Regions from separate parts of the Homo sapiens genome. Here region 1 is linked to region 2. Evidence: chromatin loops called from intact Hi-C (ENCODE). Cell type or tissue: heart left ventricle. All regions are shown on one strand. Each heading gives the region's core, and the rest is flanking DNA. Links, peaks and the distances in the headings are about the cores only. Region 1 overlaps MARK2 (microtubule affinity regulating kinase 2). Region 2 overlaps NAA40 (N-alpha-acetyltransferase 40, NatD catalytic subunit).

The links. A loop is a pair of places that touch in the nucleus more often than their neighbours do. Peaks named below come from ENCODE experiments on the same cell type or tissue, not always from the same donor. Only the 100,000 strongest peaks of a DNase experiment are listed, where the experiment ranks them.
Region 1: it touches region 2 in a loop (2.1-fold over the local background); 17 of 110 quality-filtered maps call a loop at or near these places.

Annotation. Positions count from the first base shown.
Region 1 is chr11:63,870,139-63,880,912 of GRCh38, reverse strand. The region is part of intron 1 of MARK2 (microtubule affinity regulating kinase 2); the gene reads right to left. Among named protein-coding and RNA genes, the nearest start is that of MARK2, 36 kb to the right of the region's middle. RefSeq lists enhancers at 5,155-5,656, 8,958-9,067. In heart left ventricle, for the core only: a CTCF peak has its summit at 8,714; a DNase peak (open chromatin) is centred at 8,742; H3K4me3 peaks cover 419 bases; H3K27ac peaks cover 1,655 bases.
Region 2 is chr11:63,940,113-63,950,886 of GRCh38, reverse strand. It overlaps NAA40 (N-alpha-acetyltransferase 40, NatD catalytic subunit), which reads right to left. Exons shown (of 8, transcript NM_024771.4): 2 at 4,952-5,047; 3 at 3,884-3,936. Among named protein-coding and RNA genes, the nearest start is that of NAA40, 6.5 kb to the right of the region's middle. RefSeq lists an enhancer at 4,915-5,844. In heart left ventricle, for the core only: a CTCF peak has its summit at 4,859 (motif pointing right); DNase peaks (open chromatin) are centred at 4,896 and 5,736; H3K4me3 peaks cover 694 bases; H3K27ac peaks cover 931 bases.

The DNA.
Region 1 (10,774 bases), core at 7,357-9,856, 74 kb after region 2:
TCATGACGGTCTCTGGGACCAACTGATAACTGATAGCCCACTTCAGTGTACTCTGCAAAAAATACCCATGAGGGTAATGAGCCACGAGATCCCCTATCCCAGTGATGGATGAAAAGTGAGTGATCACCAAGGTGAGCTGGAGACAGACTCAGAATATAGGCACAGCCAGGGACCAGCAGGGCCCATCCCACTTGCTCCCCTGAATCAAGCCCTAGCCTTCCTTTCATCGGAGGGAAAACCCTCTCCTTCACACTTCCTGCTGCCCATGACAACCACCAGGTCCTCAGACTTAATACAGTTCTCTCTGCCTCTCTACATTTAGTTTCTCTACTGCTTTGCTATCAAAACCATTGTGTCTTGCTGTGACAATGAATGCAACTCGAGCCATTCTAAGAGCTACCAATTGGGGACGGACAGTGACTTGTATAAGAATCTAGGAGACAATTATTTATTGTTTGCCACACTAAGAGTTCTGCTTTGATATTTGTTACTTGAACCAATGTACTGACTCTAAGGCCCGGTTAACTCTAGGGTGTCAAAATAATTTCACCCATACACACCTGCCTCCTGTCCTGCTGCAAAAATCAGCATTCCCACCCTGCCCCCAACCCCTCCCCAAACTGCCTCCTGTTACAGAAAAGCAAAAGAACTAAAAACGGCAGCTGGGGAGCTCAGTTGACTCACCCAGCATAATCATCTCCTCCCAGAATCTCCCATCTTCTCCTGGGGTTTTTGCCAACACAAAGTAAAAAAGAAGCATGAGATCTTAAAAAAAAAAACAAAAAAAAAACTCAGCATTTATGCAACAGTCTTTCTACCTGGGTACAGATTTAACCCTTTGTTTCTGCCCTTTCCAATGTTGTTTCCTTAAAACTTGCTTGTATGCTGAGGATAAGATCCAGCCTGGAGCTGGGAAACAGGCCTTCTAGACCCCCTAGTCCCAGCATTGCTGCTGGAAAGTGCAGAACAAGACATATGCCTCTTCCTGCTGCATCTTTCTCTGGAAGTGAACAAATACTGCCTCCCTACTCCTCCAGTTTCAAAGAGGGAGTTGAATAAGGAGGAGGAAATGTCAGAAAAAAATACTGGGACAAAGTTTGTTGCTCCAGAAGTCACCATGGCCAGAGGTCAGAGCACATCAGAAACCACCCCAAGGCTGTCACTGCCACCCTCACCTCAGAACTGTCTCCCTGTTGGGCCAGGCTGCAAAGTGGCTACTCCACTTAAGTGACCACTAAAAATCCAACTGGCCAATCTTTCTAGAAGCAAGCCCTTACTGGGCTGCTCCTGCTGAAGGGAGAGGTGCTATCTTTCTCCTGTAGCAGATCATTAAAAAACCAAGCAGGAGAGGGCACCTAAGTTGTGGAATGAGGGCATCCTGTTTCAGGTGCTACTGGACTATGGATCAAATCAGCTGACATGGAGAACCCAGACAAACCTGCCCCTCAAGGCAATCACAGAAGACAAGGGTAGCTCTCTAGCAACCTTTCTGGGTGGGAAGAGGAGGGTGCTTCTTTTCTGTCATTTGGCATATAGGAGGACAACTTACTTGTGTGATAGATAGTGCCATGACCACAAAATGTGATTTTTTAAATGTTTTTTTTTTGAGACAGAGTCTCACTCTATCGCCCAGGCTGGAGTGCAGTGGTGTCATCTCAGCTCACTGCAACCTCTACCTCCTGGGTTCAAGTGATTCTCCTGCCTCAGCCTCCAGAGTAGCTGGGAGTACAGGCGCTCACCACCAGGCCCAGATTATTTTTTTGTATTTTTAGTAGAGATGGGGTTTTACCATGTTGGCCAGGCTGGTCTCAAACTCCTGTCCTCAAGTGATCTGCCTGCCTCGGCCTCCCAAAGTGCTGGGATTACAGGCGTGAGTCACCGTGCCCAGCTGAATACAAAATAAAGAGACACTTCCACAGGCAAATGCAAATCTGTTGCAGCATATTAGTCAAGAAATCCCCAAGTTACCAAAAGTTCTGTTCTAAGAAGGAACTCTTTTTCCATAGAAACATGTTACAAATGGTAGCTGTGTTCTCAGGCCAGCCCATGAGGTCCCAGCATAGTATTTCAAGGGGTACGTGAATTGTACTTAAGACTTAAACCATAGCCCAGAACAGGAAATGAATTCAGAGTTCCAACTCAGGACCCGGGAACAGATCTTTGCTCTCCAAGCACCATGGGCAGCAGACACGGGGGCTCCCTAGTCTTCAAGCTCTGGGTGAGGGCTTGAATCAAGAAGACTTGAGCCAGGTGCGGTGGCTCACTCCTGTAATCCCAGCACTTTGGGAGACCGAGGCAGGTGGATCACGAGGTCAGGAGATCGAGACCATCCTGGCTAACACGGTGAAATCCTGTCTCTACTAAAAAAACAAAAAATTAGCCGGGCGTGGTGGTGGGCACCTGTAGTCTCAGCTACTCGGGAGGCTGAGGCAGGAGAATGGCGTGAACCCAGGAGGCGGAGCTTGCAGTGAGCCGAGATCGTGCCACTGACTCCAGCCTAGGCGACAGAGCGAGAGAGACTCTGTCTCAAAAAAAAAAAAAAAAAAAAAAAAAGACTTGAACAAGAGAGCTTCAAAGCATTTGGGGTAGAGCTTAAGGCTGGGTAGGAGAGAGGTTCTGAGGAGATATAAACCCAAATGGAGATGAGGAATGAGGCTGGAGGAAAAGAATTTTAAATGGGTGCTGCCTTACACAAAAGAAGAGCTAATTAAGGAAGACTGGGTAGAACAACTTCCAGCTAGAGGAGAAAAGACAACCTGCAACAGTACCCTGACATAACAGGGGCAAATGCTCTTTACAACTGTCTTCCCTACTAGGCAACCGATGCGGGGGCTGTGCTTCATACCTGCCTTACTGGGCTTGCCACTGCTGCTGCAGTCTCAACCCTGCACTGAGAACCGGATCCTGTTACTAAGTGGCCATGGCCTGGGCAGGTATCCTGGCCAGCTTGCCAGATCAATGGAGGATTCATTTGTCAGCAGTTAGGTGAACAGTGGAAAGCCCGAGCTTCTCAGTGAGACTGAGTATATGTCAGCTTATGGCTTTAGGCTGAAGGTGCCCCTCAAAGCCAACCACTGCTGTTTATTCACTGGCGGCAATGACAATTTTGCTCCAAGGGGCCCTTGCTGTTTGTACTTTCTACCTAGGAGCAGAGTATGGCAAACCAGATGACAGCCATTTTCCATTACGTGTACCTTATTAAAAAGCACTTTTTTTTTGAGACAGGGTCTCTGTCACCATGCTGGAGTGCAGTGGCGCGATCTTGGCTCACTACAGCCTCGACCTCCCCAGGCTCAGGTGATCCTCCCACCTCAGCCTTCTGAGTAGCTGGGACTACAGGTGCCCACCACCATGCCCAACTAATTTTTGTATTTTTTGTAGAGATGGGGTTTCACCATGTTGCCCAAGCTCCTCTCAAGTGATAGGCATGAGCCACTGCATCTGGCCAAAAGGCACTTTTTATACTTAATTCATCCTTTCAGCATCCTATGAAAAGAGTCTGGGCTGGGTGCAGTGGCTCACGCCTGTAATCCCAGCACTCTGGGAGGCTGAGGCGGGCGGATCACTTGAAGTCAGGCGTTCGAGACCAGACTGGCCAACATGATGAAACCCCATCTCTACTAAAAATACAAAAATCAGCCAGGCGTGGTGGTGGGCACCTGTAGTCCCAGGTACTCAGGAGGCCCAGGTGGGAGGATCACCTGTGCCTGGGGAGGTCGAGGCTGCAGTGAGCCGAAATCATGCCACTGCACTCCAGCCTCGTTGACAGAGCAAGACTCCGTCTCAAAAAAAAAAAAAAAAAAAAAAAAAAAGAGTCTGATTGAACTGGTTTCTAAGAGAAGGGAATGGCCCAAGGCAGCAGAAGACCTGGGCTTTGAGCTTTCTAACCTCTGTGGTATGAACCTGGGAATGGCACTCTTCGGTGCAGAAGACCTGGGCTTTGAGCTTTCTAACTTCTGTGGTATGAACCTGGGAATGGCACTCTTCAGTGAGATTAGCTCGTGCACTGGTCGAAGCCCTCAGGAACCAGAACCACCCATTAACAAGTGGCTGGGAGGAAGGGGGCCGCTTTTGGGCATTGTTAGATGTGCTGCTACACAGACTGTGGACAAGGGAATGCTGGGTGTTTTGAAGGAGGCAAGCAGCCAAGTCTGTAGCTCTCCACCTCTGAATTCACTCAGAGATGGCAGGGAAGAAAAGATGGCTCCAAGAGGAATACAGCTCCTACCCAACAAATCCTAAAAGGCAGCTCTAACTGGCAATAGGAATGGCGGCATAAACGAAGACCCAAAGAAGAAACCCACCCAGGATACCTCTCATCAGTAGAATTTAGCTGGGTGGCCAGAGGCCACGGCTACCCATTCTGTTGCTCTACATAGTTCATGCTAACTACCAAGGACAAAGAACCCCACAGCCATAACGGGGTCCCTACCAAGTCTTGAAAACAGTAGGTAAAGAATCAGAAATTACAAAATATCCACACCATCTAAAGCACGGACAACAATGCCTGGCGACATGCTGGTTATTTCTATAATTACATATCCTTTCCCAACTTATTCTGTAGGTTGCCAGAAAATATAACTTGAACTTCTGTACTCAAAGCTCATCACGAATTCTCTGTATCTCCAAAAGGAGATGGATGTTTTCTCCAGGAGAGTCCTGAAGTTGAAGGCTAAGTTTGAAGGCTAAGTTCTGGTCATCTACACACATGGCTTGAACTTGGACTTGGGTTCAAGTCTGCACCCAGGCAGAAAGGCTGCTGTATAAATGGAGCTAGAAAAGTCTCCAGCAGCTCAACCATTTTATCCCTTCCACAAAAGGCCACTCTACTCTCCCCTGATGAAAACACACACATCCCGCCCTAGATGTATGGGCCTGGAAACTCTGCAAATCAACAGTCTTTATGGGAAATGTGATCAGTGTTTTACACACACATGCGTGTGCACAGTGTGGCCAGAGTAAGTCCATTCTCATACACAGTGCTTACTGAAGCTGGGCGCTGCCTCTTCAGCTGTGAGACAAAGGAAACCTGTGTGCATGTGTATGGGGAGGGAAGTGATGGTGCTGCTGAAAGCTTAGCCACACTTCCAGCTCCTGAGTGTGTCTGCCATAGAATCCAGCAGCCTCTCTGGCGGCCAGGCCCCCATCGCCACTGTCCTTCACACAACATAACAGGTCACTGTTTAGGACGATGGGATTTTTGGTGTTGAGTTTTATAGCCCATGAACTAGCATACATCTGCCCCATCTCAAGGGCGGTTTCCTGAAACAGCTGCATGTCCTGGGCCCCTGCAGACAGGATTTGAGAAAGATAAACAAGACGCCAGAACTAGAAATTTTAGGGTGATAAAGAAGGAATGAAAGTTGGCCACAGTGTCTCACACCTGTAATCCCAGCACTTTGGGAGGCTGAGGTAGGCGGATCATTTGAGGCAAGGAGTTCGAGACCAGCCTAGGCCACATAATGAGATTCCCCATCTCAACAAAGAAAAATTAGCTGGGCGTGGTGGCTCACGCCTGTAATCCCAACAACTTTGGGAGGCTGAGGTGGGCGGATCACGAGGTCAGGAGTTTCAGACCAGCCTGAACAACATGGTGTAACCCCATCTCTACTAAAAATATAAAAATTAGCTGGGCATGGTGGCACACACTTGTAATCCCAGGTACTCAAGAGGCTGAGGCAGGAGAATCGCTTGAACCTGGGAGGCTGAGGCTGTAGTGAGCCGAGATCGCACCACTGCACTTAAGCCTGGGTGACAGAGTGAGACTCTACCTCAAAAAAAAAAAAAAAAAAAAATTAGCTGGGCATGGTGGCATGCACCTGTGGTCCCAGCTACTCAGGAGGCTGAGGCAGGAGGATTGCTTGAGCTAAGGAAGTTGAGGCTGCAGTGAGCCTTGATTAGACCACTGCACTCCAGCCTGGGCGACAGAGTGAGACAGTCTCTTAAAAAAGGAGAAGGAATGAAATTATCCTCTTCTCACAGCTGAAAGCCCTACCCCATGGGAACAGACTTTTCCCACCCAGTCCTAAGGCCTCACACACACTCCCATTTACCTTTCTTCGTGGACCAGGATTCCTGCTGGTATCTCCACTCTACCCTGACAGCTCTACCATGTCAAGTGACCGTGGTATCTAACGCTGATGCTGGTTAAAGAGATAACCAAGGTCATGTGAGCTGGGCCGACAAGTTCTGCTGCACTTGTTTATAGACAAGGGGATTAGAACAACCTGTCAAGGGAGGGGAGGGGGCAAACCCTGCGCACAGGGCAAGCATTGGCAACACAGCATAGAGGCCTCCCGCCAAGAAATTTTTTGCTCAAATATAAAGCAGAAATCTCTCACCAAACACCAAACCAGTTAACTATGCCAAATACCACTTATGATCAAGTGACCTTGAGGCACTGCTCAATTTTTCCAATGTTCTTTGGGTTTTTTGGGGGTGGAGTGGAGGGGAAACTAGGAAGGTAGGCAACATAAGGTCCCTAAAAAGCCCCAAGTTCAATTAATACCCAAGCAAAGCATGTAGGGCTGAAAAAAGAGGAGATGTCTTAAGGGTATATTTGTATAAAGCAAGCATTCAATTCTCAGATGCCTAAACTCCCAATCAGAAATCAAAATGCCAAAACAGAACTTTCTGTGACCACTTATGTTGGAATCAGGAGGAAAGTAATTGTTTTTAGGTGCAGTTCCAGGGCAGAGGGGATAAGGCAGCAGGGAGTCTGGACACCAGGCCAAAGTCATCCTCTCTAACCAGAGGGTCAACCTGACAATAACAGTCGCTGGCCGCAAGACACAGGAAGGAAGAGGGAAAGGTGGTCAGCACCTGATCCCCTGGCCTCAGGCACTACAGGCCACAGAAGCTATAAGGCTATGGCACAAAAGCTGACCCCTGGCTCTGTGAAGTTACAGGCTTTCCAGTGCTCCTCTGCAAAACCATTTGTCACAGCCCCTAAATAACCAATCTTCAGGCTGGGCACAGTAGCTCATGCCTGTAATCCCAGTCCCTCGGGAGGCCGAGGCAGGCGGATCACCTGAGTTCGGGAGTTCAAGACCAGCCTGGCCAACATGGTGAAGCTCTGTCTCTTATTAAAAATACAAAAATTAGCTGGGCGTGGTGGCGCATGCCTGCAGTCTCAGCTACTCGGGAGGCTGAGGCAGAAGAATCGCTTTAATCTGGGGTGTGGAGGTTGCAGCGAGCCGAGATCGCGCCACTGCACTCCAGCATGAGCAACAGAGCAAGACTCCGTCTCAGAAAAAAATAAAATAAAATAAACAATCCTCCCCATTCAGCAGGGTCGGGCTGCTACTGGCTGGTCTCTGCCTCAGGCTCTCAAGTCTTAGCAGCGAGAGGATGTTTCCTTTTGGGTTTTCCCACAGCTGGCTGTGGAGGTTGGCAGAAGACTAAAGTGGTGCCCCTTTCCTAGCCAGCCAAAGGGGGAAGGTGAAACAACTGCTGGCAGCCTGTGCTCCCACTCCAACATCCCCTTTCTCTCAAAGGAGCAGCTACCACTCTCTTGACCTTTCAGCCACTGTCTTGTTGAGGCCAGGGAAGATGCACCCAACCTAAGAAAACTGAAGGTAGTAAGTTAGCAACAAGAGAATGGAGCTTAGGAACTAAAGAACCTGGCTTTCGGGAAAAAAGGGATATTGTACTCTAAGAGATTCAAAGAAGAAACTCCCCAAACCACCCAGCCAGCTCTTCTGAAGAGCAGGGGTATTTAGAAGTGCTTTCCATTTCCCAAGCTATTAGAGAACAGGGTGGCCTTGGACAGACCTGGCAGACATCTAGCTGGGTCACCATCACCCCTAAGGAGACTGGTCTCCAGTAACAGCAGAATGAGTGCACACACCTGCCACAGAGTGCCAGCCCGGGACAGTAACGTGCTCCAGAGTTCACATACTCATGCGCCCCGGAATCTCCTCCAGATCACTGCTGACATGCAGAGCAGGGAGGTGGACTGAGTCCCGCTCTGAGCTGGTCACTCCAGTTTGCCTGGCAGGGTGGGGGTGGGGGTGGGGGTGGGGGCAGGGAGAAGTGGGGGAGAGGAGGAGGAGGAGGAAGGGAGATTATGATTCTTTATTTTCAAGCCCTGCCCCTAAAACCAGGGAGGGAAGCGGCGGGGTTCCCGTTGCAGGAGCTCCAATCTCTGGGCACTACAGAGCCAACCAGCTGCATAAGAATTTTGGAGAACGTGCACATCAAACAAGCTGGGAAAAGGAGGGGAAACCAACCACGGTAGAAGCGGGTTGGTCCCCTGCCAAGAACTCTGAATGGTACTCCTATCAGAACTAGAACATAGCAGGAGGTGGGCAGGTTTATGGCCTCTGGGAAAAGGCAGGTTTATGGCCTCTGGGAAAGCAGTAAAGACTGGACAAGCATGGAAACAAAACTCACTCCCTGGCAGGAGACGACAGCCTATGGAGTCAGAAGTGAAATGCTGTCCCAGTAAACCTTTCCCAGTAGGATAATCACATTCTAACCTTAGGTCAATTTTCATGTGCTTTGCCGGCTGTGACCTGGACCCTGCAGTGTGGAACACGGTCACTTCTACAACCCTGTAAGTTAAGGTCTGCACTCCAAGCACTTGTGAGGGAAGAGGGACTCTCATTGGCTGTGTTGTGCAATCTAGTCTGTGGCCAAGGGCAAAGCAGAAGCCACAGATGACAGGCCCTCCCACAGGGAGAGGAAAGCTCCTCCCTTTCCAGAACACAGCCCAAGGCTGCCACAGAGAGGTGCTGTTTAGTGACAGAAATATTTGTCAGGAGTGGCCGGAGGAATGGCCACTACATACTTCCTCTTTCTCACCAACTGCTACCATCAGCCTCCACTGGCTGCCTCTCAAAAGCCTGCAGAACCTCCGGTGGCAGGAGTGTTCTCTGAGTCATTCCCTCAAGAGAAAAGGGAAAGTGGGCCTGACTCCTGGGCCTGAAGAAGCCTCACAGTGCCCTCAGCCAGCCCTTGCTGCAGAGCAAAAGCCAAGGATTGAAATCCTGGACAGCCTACTCTTCACCCACACCTGCACACAGTGAATACTCTTCACCCACACCTGCACACAGTGAATACTCTTCACCCACACCTGCACACAGTGAATACTCTTCACCCACACCTGCACACTGTGAATACTCTTCACCCACACCTGCACACAGTGAATACTCTTCACCCACACCTGCACACAGTGAATACTCTTCACCCACACCTGCACACTGTGAATACTCTTCACCCACACCTGCACACAGTGAATACTCTTCACCCACACCTGCACACAGTGAATACTCTTCACCCACACCTGCACACAGTGAATACTCTTCAGCCACACGTGCACACAGTGAATACTCTTCACCCACACCTGCACACAGTGAATACTCTTCACCCACACCTGCACACAGTGAATACTCTTCAGCCACACCTGCACACAGTGAATACTCTTCAGCCACACCTGCACACGGTGAATACTCTTCACCCACACCTGCACACGGTGAATACTCTTCAGCCACACCTGCACACGGTGAATACTCTTCAGCCACACCTGCACACGGTGAATACTCTTCAGCCACACCTGCACACGGTGAATACTCTTCACCCACACCTGCACACAGTGAATACTCTTTAGCCACACCTGCACACAGTGAAAGCACTCCCTCTTACTCCAGAAGATGGCACATGGCGGTGGGGGGAGCACCAACACTCATCTCAAAAGGCACCCAGGACTGGGAAAAGGAAGTGATGGCTTCGTATTTAAAGCATGCCTTAAAAAAACAACTTTCTGTATGCACGCACGTACACACACACACAAATATGCATATACACACACACAAACATAACTGATTTTATGTATGTGTGTGTAGGTATATACACATATACATGTAAAATTGATATCAAATTAGATCCACATGGTTTCTGGATTTTTGCCCACACTGTATTATGAGCTGGCTGTCTCCCCTTCCCTGCCTGCAGCTCCAGACTAACTCTCTTCCCTTCCTAGAGTCTCACTCTGGGTTCCAGCCACCTGTCTTCAAATGTACAATGGCCTCTCAGACCCCCCCAGGTCTTGGCCACAGCTTTCCACTGCCTGGAACACTTTCCCTCTAGCAGTCACTCCCATTCCTCTTTGTGGTGAGCCTCAGCTCAGACATTGCTTCCACCAGGAAGCTTTCCTGATCCCTGCATCACTTCACAGGGTCTCTCCGGACATTTCCCAGCTCGGGCCTTCCTGCACTAGCACTTCATTGCTTGCTGAACGGCCTCCTTCACAACTCTTGTTGGCTGTCTTGTTCACTATTACACAGACTGAGAGCAGCATAAGGGAATTTCCAAGACTAAATCACTTCGTGTCTTCAGTGCCCAGCCACAGTGCCTGGCACCTAACAGGCTCTCCAGAAATGCTTTCCTAACTCACCACGGGAAGTCTCGGGGTCAGAGTCTTCTCGCTTTTCTCGGAGTGACTCCTCACCCAAAAGCTCTTTGCACAGCTCTGCTCCATGTGACCCCTTTTAGCCTGGGTCAGGGCTAGAATGCTGGTGCCGACTTTTAAATCATTCCCAGCCGGGCGCCACGGCTCATGTCTGCAATCCCAACACTCTGGGAACCCAGGTGGGAGGATCACTTGAGCCTAGGATTTGAGACCAGCCTGGGCAATATTGTAAGACCCTGTCTCCACAAAAATACAAAATACAAAATAAATCATCATTCCCTAGGGCCTCTGGCACCTCTATGGGCATAGTCTCCGGCAGGATTTCAGAGGTGCTCTCCAGTGTGCAGAATTGGGGCCTGCTAC
Region 2 (10,774 bases), core at 3,529-6,028:
CAACCACAGGAACCACACAAAATTCAAGGCACCAGAGGAGCCCAGACTTGGCTGGCAATGCCTGTTTTGGAGCTATTCCACATTTCTGGAAGTCAATGGGAATACGGAATATGAAAACACTATGAGGCCGGGCACAGTGGCTCACGCCTGTAATCCCAGCACTTTGGGAGGCCGAGGCGGGCGGATCATGAGGTCAGGAGTTCGAGACTAGCCTGGCCAACATAGTGAAACCCCATCTTTAATAAAAATACAAAAAATTAGCCGGGCGTGGTGGGGGGTGCCTGTAATCCCAGCTACTCCGGCGGCTGAGGCAGGAGAATTGCTTGTACCAGGGAGGCAGAGGTTGCAGTGAGCCAAGATCATGCCATTGTACTCCAGCCTGGGCGAGACTCTGTCTCAAAAACAAAAACGAAAACACTATGAGATATCACAATATGGGATATCTAAAGTATGTCAAAAGACTTTCCAGGCCGGGCGCAGTGGCTCACGCCTACAATCTCAGCACTTCGGGAGGTTGAGGCAGGTGGATCACCTGAGGTCAGGAGTTCGGGACCAGCCTGGCCAACATGGCGAAACTCCGTCTTTACTAAAAATACAAAAATTAGCAGGGCGTGATGTCATGTACTTGCAGTCCCAGCTACTCAGGAGGTAGAGGCAGGAGAATCACTTGAACCCAGGAGGCAGAGGCTGCAGTGAGCCGAGATCGTGCCACTGCACTCCAGCCTAGGCACAGAGCGAGACTCTGTCTCAAAAAAAAAAAAAAACAAAAAAAACCTCATACCAGCTGCTACTTACTGAGCTGCATATATTCTCTTTCTTCCTTAAAAAAAACCTTCCAAGTTTGGCTGGGCACGGTGGCTCACACCTGTAATCCCAGCACTTTGGGAGGCCGAGGCGGGCGGATCACAAGGTCAGGAGATCGAGACCATCCTGGCTAACACGGTGAAACCCCATCTCTACTAAAAATACAAAAAATTAGCCGGGCGTGGTGGCGGGTGCCTGTAGTCCCAGCTACTCGGGAGGCTGAGGCAGGATAATGGCGTGAATCCGGGAGGCTGAGCTTGCAGTGAGCCGAGATGGCGCCACTGCACTCCAGCCTGGGTGACAGAGCAAGACACCATCTCAAAAAAAAAAAAAAAAAAACAGCTTGCAAGTTTGGCATCATCATCCTATTTGACAGGTAAGAAAATGAGGCTTGAGGAATATGAGTGACTTCTCCAAGTAGAGTTATTAAGAAGCCCAGCTACAATTCAATCCCCCAGAGCCCCAGTTTATCCCCAAGCCAAGATGTTACATTCTGGAAGCACAACTCATCAACAGCATCTCAGGTAAGGCAGATTATACTTCCTATTTTAGAAACCAAAACGAGAAAAAAACGTGAGGGGGCCTTCACTCCAGAGCCTATAGTTAACTGGATCAGTAATAGTAACAGCAAACAGGGTGAGGGTTGAAAATTTACCTATTGGGTACGATGATTACTATTTGGGTGATGGGTACACTAGATGCCCAACCCCACCACTACACAGCTGCACATGTACCCCGCGAATCTAAAATAAAATTTTAAAATAAAATAACAGCAAACACTTATCTAGCTTTTATTATGCTGCAGGAACTAACACTTTACATCTTATCCTCCTGACAAGTCCATGAGAAAGGTACTATTATTAGAACCATTTTTGGTTTTTGGGTTTTTGTTTTGTTTTGAGACAGGATCTTGCTGTCACCCAGGCTAGAGTGCAATGCTGCTACCATGGCTCACTGCAGCCTGCATCTCCCAGGCTCAAGCAATTCTCCCACATCAGCCTTCTCAGTAGCTGGGAATACAGGCATGTGCCACCATGCCCAGCTAATTAAAAAAATTTTTTTTTTGTAGAGACAGGGTCTTCCTATGTCGCCAGGACTGGTCTTGGACTCCTGGGCACAAACGATCCTTCCAACCTCAGCCTCCCAAAGTGCTGGGATTACAGGTATGAGCCACCACACCTGGCCCAGGCCCATTTTTAAATAGAAAATTGAGGAACAGAAAGGTTAAGTAATTTGTTCAGGGTCAGCTGGGCACAGCACTTTAGGAGGCCGAGGTGGGAGGATCACTTGAGGACAGCAGTTTGAGACCAGCCCGGGCAACATAGGCAAGACCCCTTCTCTACCAAAAAATATATACATTTTTTTGAGATGGAGTCTTGCTCTGTTGCCCAGGCTGGAGTGCAATGGCGCAATCTTGGCTCACTGCAAGCTCCGCCTCCCGGGTTCACGCCATTCTCCTGCCTCAGCCTCCCGAGTAGCTGAGACTACAGGTGCCCGCCACCATGCCTGGCTAATTTTTTATATTTTTAGTAGAGACGGGGTTTTACCGTGTTAGCCAGGATGGTCTCGATCTCCTGACCTCGTGATCCGCCCACCTCGGCCTCCCAAAGTGCTGAGATTACAGGCGTGAGCCACCACGCCCAGCAAATATTTTTCTTTTTAAAGAAGAAAAGTAATTTGTTCAGGGCCAAATAGCCAGGAATTGGCTTTTAACAATTATACTGTATACTCAGGGAAAGAGCACTAGATTGGAAATTAAAAGCCCCTCAGCTGTCAGGGGAAACTCCATAAACTCAGAAAGCTCATTTGACTCTCTGGGCCTCAGTTTCCCATGCATTAAATGTGAGTGTCAGCCTAGATAATTTTCCAAGTTTGTTTCAGCTCAATGATTCTTTGCAGAGAGAATAATCAGTCCTGAAGAGACATCAGGCCAGGCGCGGTGGCTCACACCTGTAATCCCAGCACTTTGGGTGGCTGAGGCAGGTGGGTCAGTTGAGGTCAGGAGTTCGAGACCAGCCTGGCCAACATGGTGAAACCCCATCTCTACTAAAAATACAAAAATTAGCTGGGCGCAGTGGCTCACACCTGTAATCCCAACACTTTGGGAGGCTGAGACAGGTGGATCATGAGGTCAGGAGTTCAAGACCAGCCTGGCCAAGATGGTGAAACCCTGACTCTACTAAAAATACAAAAATTAGCTGGACGTGGTGGCGGGTGCCTTTAATCCTAGCTATTTGAGAGGCTGAGACAGAGAATTACTTGAACCTGGCAGAGGTTGCAGTGAGCCGAGATCGCACCACTGCACTCCAGCCTGAACGACAGAGTGAGACTCCGTCTCAAAAAAAAAAAAAAAAACCCACAAAAATTAGTGAGGTGTGGTGGCACGCACCTATAATCCCAGGTACTTGGGAGGCTGAGGCAGGAGAATCGGCTGAACCCAGAAGGCGGAGGTTGCAGTGAGCCGAGATTGCGTCACTGCACTCCAGCCTGGGTGACTAAGCAAGACTCCATCTCAAAAAATAAAAGAAAAATTTATCTAAAGAGACATCAGTCTGAGATTAAGTGCAATCTTTGCTCATTTATGGATTCTTCTGCCACCCTACCTGGGGGATTTTATATCAATATAGGGCACGAGTCAGTTTCTGCTTTTGTTTTGTTTTGTTTTGTTTTGTTTTGAGATGGAGTTTCACTCTTGTTACCCAAGCTGGAGTGCAATGGTGCTATCTCGGCTCACTGCAACCTCTGCCCCCCGGGTTCAAGTGATTCTCCTGCCTCAGCCTCCCGAGTAGCTGGGATTACAGGCGATCGCCACCGTGCCAGCTAATTTTTTGTATTTTTAGTAGAAATGGGGTTTCACTATGTTAGCCAGGCTGGTCTCGAACTCCTGACCTCATGTGATCCACCCACCTCGGTCTCCCAAAGTGCTTGGATTACAGGCGTGAGCCACCGCACCCAGCCCTGTTTTTTCGTAAATACGAAGAACAATGAGAAAATTTGTGTCTGAGGAAGCCTACTCTGGAAAGGGAATTCCTGAAGACACTCGAGGAGACAGCAGTTGGTAATGCTCAATGTGACTCACCCGTTTCTATCATATTTCTTGAACACTGGGAAAGCCTCCAGAGGGTCTCCAAGCTGTGGAGGGAAAGAAAAGAGGAACAGCACAGACAAGTGGGGCGGAGGTGCAGATCCTATCCCAAGAGCTGTTGTCTTGGAGTGGGATGCTGTGGGGACCCACAACGGGAGACTAACTTCAGAACCAGGAGCAGCCTCCCAAAACCCACCATTTGCCTAGCTCTGAAGTCACATGTGCGAGGAAGGCTTTGGTGGAAAGGCCCAGGAGAGTTAAGTTTGGCATCACCTGACAGGGCAAGAGGAGACCTCATTAGCCTGTGGGCATACAACCTGCTCACAGCACAGCTAACCCAAAGAAGAGGCTACCTGATCTGCTGCACACTGACTTTACCTGGTTACAACTCCAAATGGAAAATCAAGCCCCTGAGCCACATCCTTATAAATGAGTGTTTACTATGAGTGGGTTAAAAGAATGACCAAAAAATGGGATACTAAATGGAGGCAGGGGCTGGGCACTGTGGCTCACGCCTGTAATCCCAGCACTTTGGGAGGCCAAGGCAGGTGAAATGCTTGGGCTCAGGAGTTCAAGACCATCCTGGGCAACAAGGCCAAACCCCGTCTCTACAAAAATTACCCGGGTGTGGTGGTGGGCACCTATAGTCCCAGCTAATTGAGAGGCTGAGGTGGGAGGATCACTTGGGCCCAGGCGGCAGAGGCTGCAAGGTTGAAGTGAGCCGAGATAGTGCCACTGCATTCCAGCCTGGATGACAGAGTGAGACCCTGTCTCACACAAAAGAAAAAAAAATTATCTAGATCCTCCTCTATTCATAAGGAAGAAGATCCACAGGGAGGCAGCCACTTCACTGGAATCCACGTTTTCCCAAACACCTGGGCCAACTGCTGGCGCCAACTTCCAACACACAGGTATGAGCTCAGTTCCCTGCACAGCAAGGAGGCAGAGGCGGTGTGGGTGGGTAGTGTCACAATTCTGCCACAGGGTGGAGACAAAATAAGTCAAATTATAAACCAAGCTGAAGTCCCAGGAGGCAGGGACTGGGAAGAAAGGGAGAATCACCCTGTTGGCAGCGTCCACTTTGGCACAAACGGCATCCATGGCTGCTCGCTCCTCCAACCGCTTCTGCTTCTTCTCCTTGGCTTTGCTTGACTTTCTCTGCAACAGGGAAAAGCAACGTTAGCTGGAATGGCTGTGGCCAATCAAGCACTGACTTTCCCTTTAAGGAATCGAAGGGCCCTGCATCCACAGGCCTGGCCCAGCAGTGAGAAATTTCCCACCTCTGCTGCCACACATTTGGAGGGGCGGAAAGACCCAAGCAGGTCATTTTGTAGTGGGGAGTCCTCAGAGGTCACCAGACTTCTCAGCTTCCCTTCAGAAAGAGCACTGGCCGTCCTGACACAGACACTGTGGGGACCCAGCGAAACAGCTGACAACGCCTACAGCAGGCCAGCCCCCAGCAGGCACTTAGTAAATATTCACTCACCCGCTCCCTCCTAAGGAGGGAACACCCAACTTTAGACACACTGAAGACCGCTTCAGGGAGGAGACAGCATCTAAGGTAGCCGTTGATGGCTGTTCCTAAGTTTATTCAAAGCCTTTTCGGTGTCTTCCAGCTTTGGGAGACAAAGATCTGGTTGGCCACAGCTCCTGTGGGAGCCGGGTCTCATTTCAAGTGGGGGCCACCGTGTTCGGACTCAAGGACACAGAGCCATTCCCAGAAGCCCTGCTCAGTTAAGGCCAACGAGTGACAGGGCACACCCAGTGACAGGGCAGAGGGCAGGGGCCCAAAGGGTTCACCTCAGGACACAGATGACACATGGCCAGCAAGACGAAGCTGCAGGCACACAGTCAGCAGCAGGGCAGCAGAGGAGCAGCAAGTGGGGATTCTCCTGGCATAGAGCAGCGAATGGCAAATTGCCCACAGCTGCTTCTAGATCAGGTCCTGTTTTGAGGCCGACGTGAGATTCTCTCAGGCCTAAGACCCACTCACCCTATTGTGAAAAGCCAGGTAACACACGGCAAGAGCCAGGCTCTGACACCTGGCAGGCCTCATCCAAAACCTCCTTTTTTCTCTTCTTTTTTTTTTTTTTTTGAGATGGAGTCTCACTCTTTCACCCAAGCTGGAATGCAGTGGTGAGATCTCGGTTCACGGCAGCCTCTGCCTCCTGGGTTCAAGCGATTCTCCTGCCTCAGCCTCCCAAGTAGCTGGGATTACAGGAGCGCACCACCATGTCCAGCTGATTTTTGTATTTTTAGTAGTGACGGGGTTTCACCAAGTTGGCCAGGCTGGTCACTAACTCCTGACCTCAAGTAATCCGCCTGCCTCAGCCTCACAAAGTGCTGGGATTACAGGCGTGAGCCACTGCGCCAGGGCTGTCCAAAGCCTCTTCCTGCTCTCCACCCTCTGCAGTGCTAGGACGAGGCACAGCACTTCTCTGAGCCTCCCCTGGCTTGATGACTGAGGGTCCTTATGAGGGTTAATATGGTATGTGTTCAATAAAAGGCTATTCTCATTCTCTCTCCCCAGGACAACAAGAGAGCACAGGCATGCAGACTGCATGCACCACCCAGCTGGTCCCCAGAAGGCATCCCAAAGGCACTGGTAAGTTGGCTCTGCTTTTTACCAATAGAGCAGCCTCTTTTGACACCTCCCCCCCAACACCCCTCCTTTCCCTGAGCTCTCTGGAGAGGTTTGACAACTCCCAATTACATCTAGCCCTGACACGGACTGGCCCCAGGAAAGGACACTCAGAGCGATTAACCTTCTGCATGAGTTGAAAAACCAGATGCTGGGGAAGTTCTCAGAATCAGTTCTACCCACTATTTTCCAAGGAATGACACTGCTTACCTCCTACTTTAATCAACCAAGAAGAAAGGAGTTCAGATACCAGGAACTCACAGGGATTGTTCTTATAGCCACAAACTCTACCAACACCAGCTATTAATTATCTCATGGCTGAGCGCTGTGGAACACAGGCAAGATCTCATATCTTACCTCCCTAGAGGAAGGAACAAAATAGAGAATAGACTGTCTTCATAAGGCTGGACTCCTGGAACAGAACTAGCCTCCCTCTACCATGGACAGGTTTAGAGCATTCATCTTTTTCTCTGGAAATTTAGATTTCAAGACAACACAGAGATAAAGCTTGCAAAGTACCTTTACAAACATTATGTTTCTTTTTTTTTCTTTATTTTTTTTAGAGATGGGGGAGTCTCACTATGTTGCCCAGGCTAGTCTCAAACTCCTGAGCTCAAGCGATCCTCCTGTCTTGGCCTCCCAAAGTGCTGGGATTACAGGTGTGAGCCACCACACCCGGCCTAGGTTATGGTTTCAATTATCAGGGCAGAAACTATCACTTCCCTTTACACAATAGGAAACTGAGCCTTGAAGAGACAATGTGACCACTCAGTTCTGCAGTGAATAAAGGGCAGAGGGGAGACTCAATCCCAGGGATGGGCTGCAGATCATGTTTGTTCCACTGGCCACACTGTCCCCTACTGAGGCGCCTATGTCCTGCATAGTGGACTTCCACTTGGTCATCAACAAAGATTCTTGCACCCTGCCACGATAAGGCCTGGGCTTCAGAAGCCCTCAGCAACCACTCGGCAACTCCTTTCTCATTGCCTGGCTGGTTTGGTAACAGCGTGCCAACACAGTGCCGCTATACACCCTACCCTCTGCACTGAGGCAGAGGTGAGGGACAGAGAAGCGTCGGATGGAAGGTGTCCAGGGCTGCACCATGGGGCAGAAGAGCATGAGCTTTGGCGTCAATCAGATTGGGCCTATGCTCTTCCTGACACCCCCAGAATGACTTATGAAAGCAACTCCATCTCCATGAAGATGGGGGTACAAATGTTGGCCTCTTGGAGCTGTAAGGGCAGGTTAGAAGCCAGCACACCTTCAGTGCAGGTACAAGCTCCCTTACTCCACCCTACATGCTTGTTCTCTTATACAGGGCTCAGGGATCAAAGGTGCTGGAGGGCAAGGGTAACGCCCAGAACCCAGAAAGCACTGAAGCCTGGGTTCCCTCCATCTCACTTCTAAGCATGAGCAGTAATTCCCAAGAACAAGCAGCAGGAGGGCCAGCCGGGCCTCTAGTAGATTTGTGGGCTCATTCATGTAGACCTGGCAATCCTCAGAGCAAGGCCTGGAGCTGCCATGGCCTGAGACCGCAATAACTCAAGAACCCCTTACGAGCTCCGCTGCCTGCCCATGGGGCAGAAGGCAGGGTGCAGCCAGCTGGGCCAGACAGGCAGGGAGGGGCCGCACTAGGAAAAGTGGTCTCCTACTGTTCCAATTAGCTTTGCCCCTGCCTTGTGGAAGTAAGGCTGTCCTACAGGGACACAGGAAAATGCTCCTAATTAAAATGGATAATAAGCACAGTGAACAGTAAAGCTCACTGTGGTTAAGTGTCTTTTCCAAGGGAGCTTTGTACAAAAAAAGAGAGTGCGGGATTTTGAATCAAAAGACCTGGATTTGATTCTCAGCTCTTTCACTTACTAGCTGCGTGACTTCAGGCAAGTTACTTAAGCTCTTTTCAGCAAGTTGCTCAAAATTTCTCTCTCAGTTTTCTTCTCCATAAAATGGGGCTCGCAATGTCTACACCAACAGTCGCAGGAGGGGACTTCTGTTTACAAAGACCTCCCTCAGATCTTCTGCCGGTGCTTTAATAAAGGTGATCTATTTTACTTTTCACAACCCAGCATGGTAGGTGTGACTACTTCTTTGATGAGAAACCTGAGGCACAGAGAGTTAAGGAACTTGCAGGGTCACAGAGGCGGTGAGGAGAGTTCTCAAAGCGGTCTCTTCCTCCCACTCCCTCCAACTCTCCCCATGAGGTGAGGGTAGATCCGCTTTATCTGGCTATGTTCACCCAGTGCTCACCAAACAGCAGATACTCAGTTCACATCTGCTGAATGAATCATCCAAGATCCAAATCCACGTTTGAACCCTAAAGTCATGCTCCTTCCACCATGTCACAATCACATGTATATGGCATTTTTTGTTATAAAGTGTTACATAAATGTTTCCATGTGCAGTGTAAAACTCTTCCCCTTACTATTCCCATTGAAAAAGTAACTCCACACACAGTTCTACGACTGGAAGGGGTCATAAAGACAAATTAAAAAAAACACACCCAGGCTGGGCGCGGTGGCTCATGCCTATAACCCCAGCACTTTGGGAGGCGGAGGTGGGTGGATTACCTGAGGTCAGGAGTTCAAGACCAGCCTAGCCAACATGGTGAAACCCCGTCTCTACTAAAAACAGAAAAAAGTAGCCAGGCATGATGGTTAATACCTGTAATTCCAGCTACTCGGGAGGCTGAGGCAGGAGAATCACTTGAGCCTGGGAGGCAGAGATTGCAGTGAGCTGAGATTGTGCCACTGCACTCCAGCCTGGGCAAAAAGAGCACAACTCTGTCTAAAAAAAAAAGGAAAAGAAAAGAAAAGAAACATCCAGATGGGAGGAGGAGCCACTTTTCAGAAAAAGAATTTGGCATCTCTTAGATTTTCAGTATCAATGTCTCTACCCCATATACTATCCAATATCCAAAAAGAATCTGTTTTTGGTGAAGCAAGAGAAATATAAATTCTAACTCCTGAAAGATGACACAAATGTGGCAACTAGGACACGTGTGTGGCAACTGAAGAGAAAGCGCTCCATCTGAAGCCTCACTCAGCCTGAGGCCAGGCTCTGCCACAGGGTAACTACAAGGAATGATGACTTCCCCAGCACCCACAGTTGTGGAATGAGGGTGATGAGACGGTTCCAGCTGTTTCAGGGAGGAGAATTCAAGTCTCTCTTACTGTCAATTTTAGGCCAGAAGAGACTTTGTAGGGTCTCATGTGAGAAACACATCTGTAAAGTATAAGATTGAGGCCCTAAAGGAAGCAAGGATCGCAGAATCTCTGGGGCATATTTCTTTTTTCCTTCACCCTGTCTTATGGTGTTGAGGGCCTGCTATTTCAGTCCAACCAACGAGGAAGTGTTGAACTAGAACGGCATGTTACACTTCTTGTTTTCTGCTTAATCCGCAGTGGCTGCTTCTGGTTAGACAGTTACTAAGGGACACAGGTTTCATTTAGTTTCAACAATGGCTGTGTCTAGGACCTTTCACCAAAATTTAGGTTAAATATGCCTAAGGTCTCTAGACTTGGTTTTCTACATATGAAGTACGTAATACCCAAAACTATTTGTTAAAACACGATGACTGTTTTGACACGGATTAGACAACTATTTTTGTCTAATAAGTTGATTTGTTCAGTCGATAAATAGTGGAGTGACGGGAAAAAAAAAAACTAGGTTAACAACAGTAGGGACAAACCCAATGGGTTAAAAATAGCACAAATCCATTTTAGATCAGTAAAGTTAAGGCTGAGGATACAGACAAAAATAACAGCCACTACTTAGGAGACACCTCCTTAGCAATCTACATCCATTATCTCACTTAATCTTCACTACTACCCTAAGGGGGAGGTATTAGCATCCCAATTACAGAGGTGAGGAAATTCAAACACATAAAGGCCAACTCACTGGCACACTATTATACCACCAGCAGCGAAGACGGGGCTGGAAGTGAGGTACCTCGGGCTCCAAAGTCAGGGTTCCCTTAAGGTGATGGAAATTCCATGTAAATACTAATATAGGCCTGTGTGGTGGCTCACGCCTGTAATCCCAGCACTTTGGGAGGCCTAGGCGGGTGAATCACGAGGTCAGGAGTTCGAGACCAGCCTGGCCAACGTGGTGAAACCCTGTCTCTACTAAAAATACAAAAATGAGCCGGGCATAGTAGCGGGCGCCTGTAATCCCAGCTGCTGGGGAGGCTGAGGCAGGAGAACCGCTTGAACCCAGAAGAAGGAGGATGCAGTGAGCCGAGATCG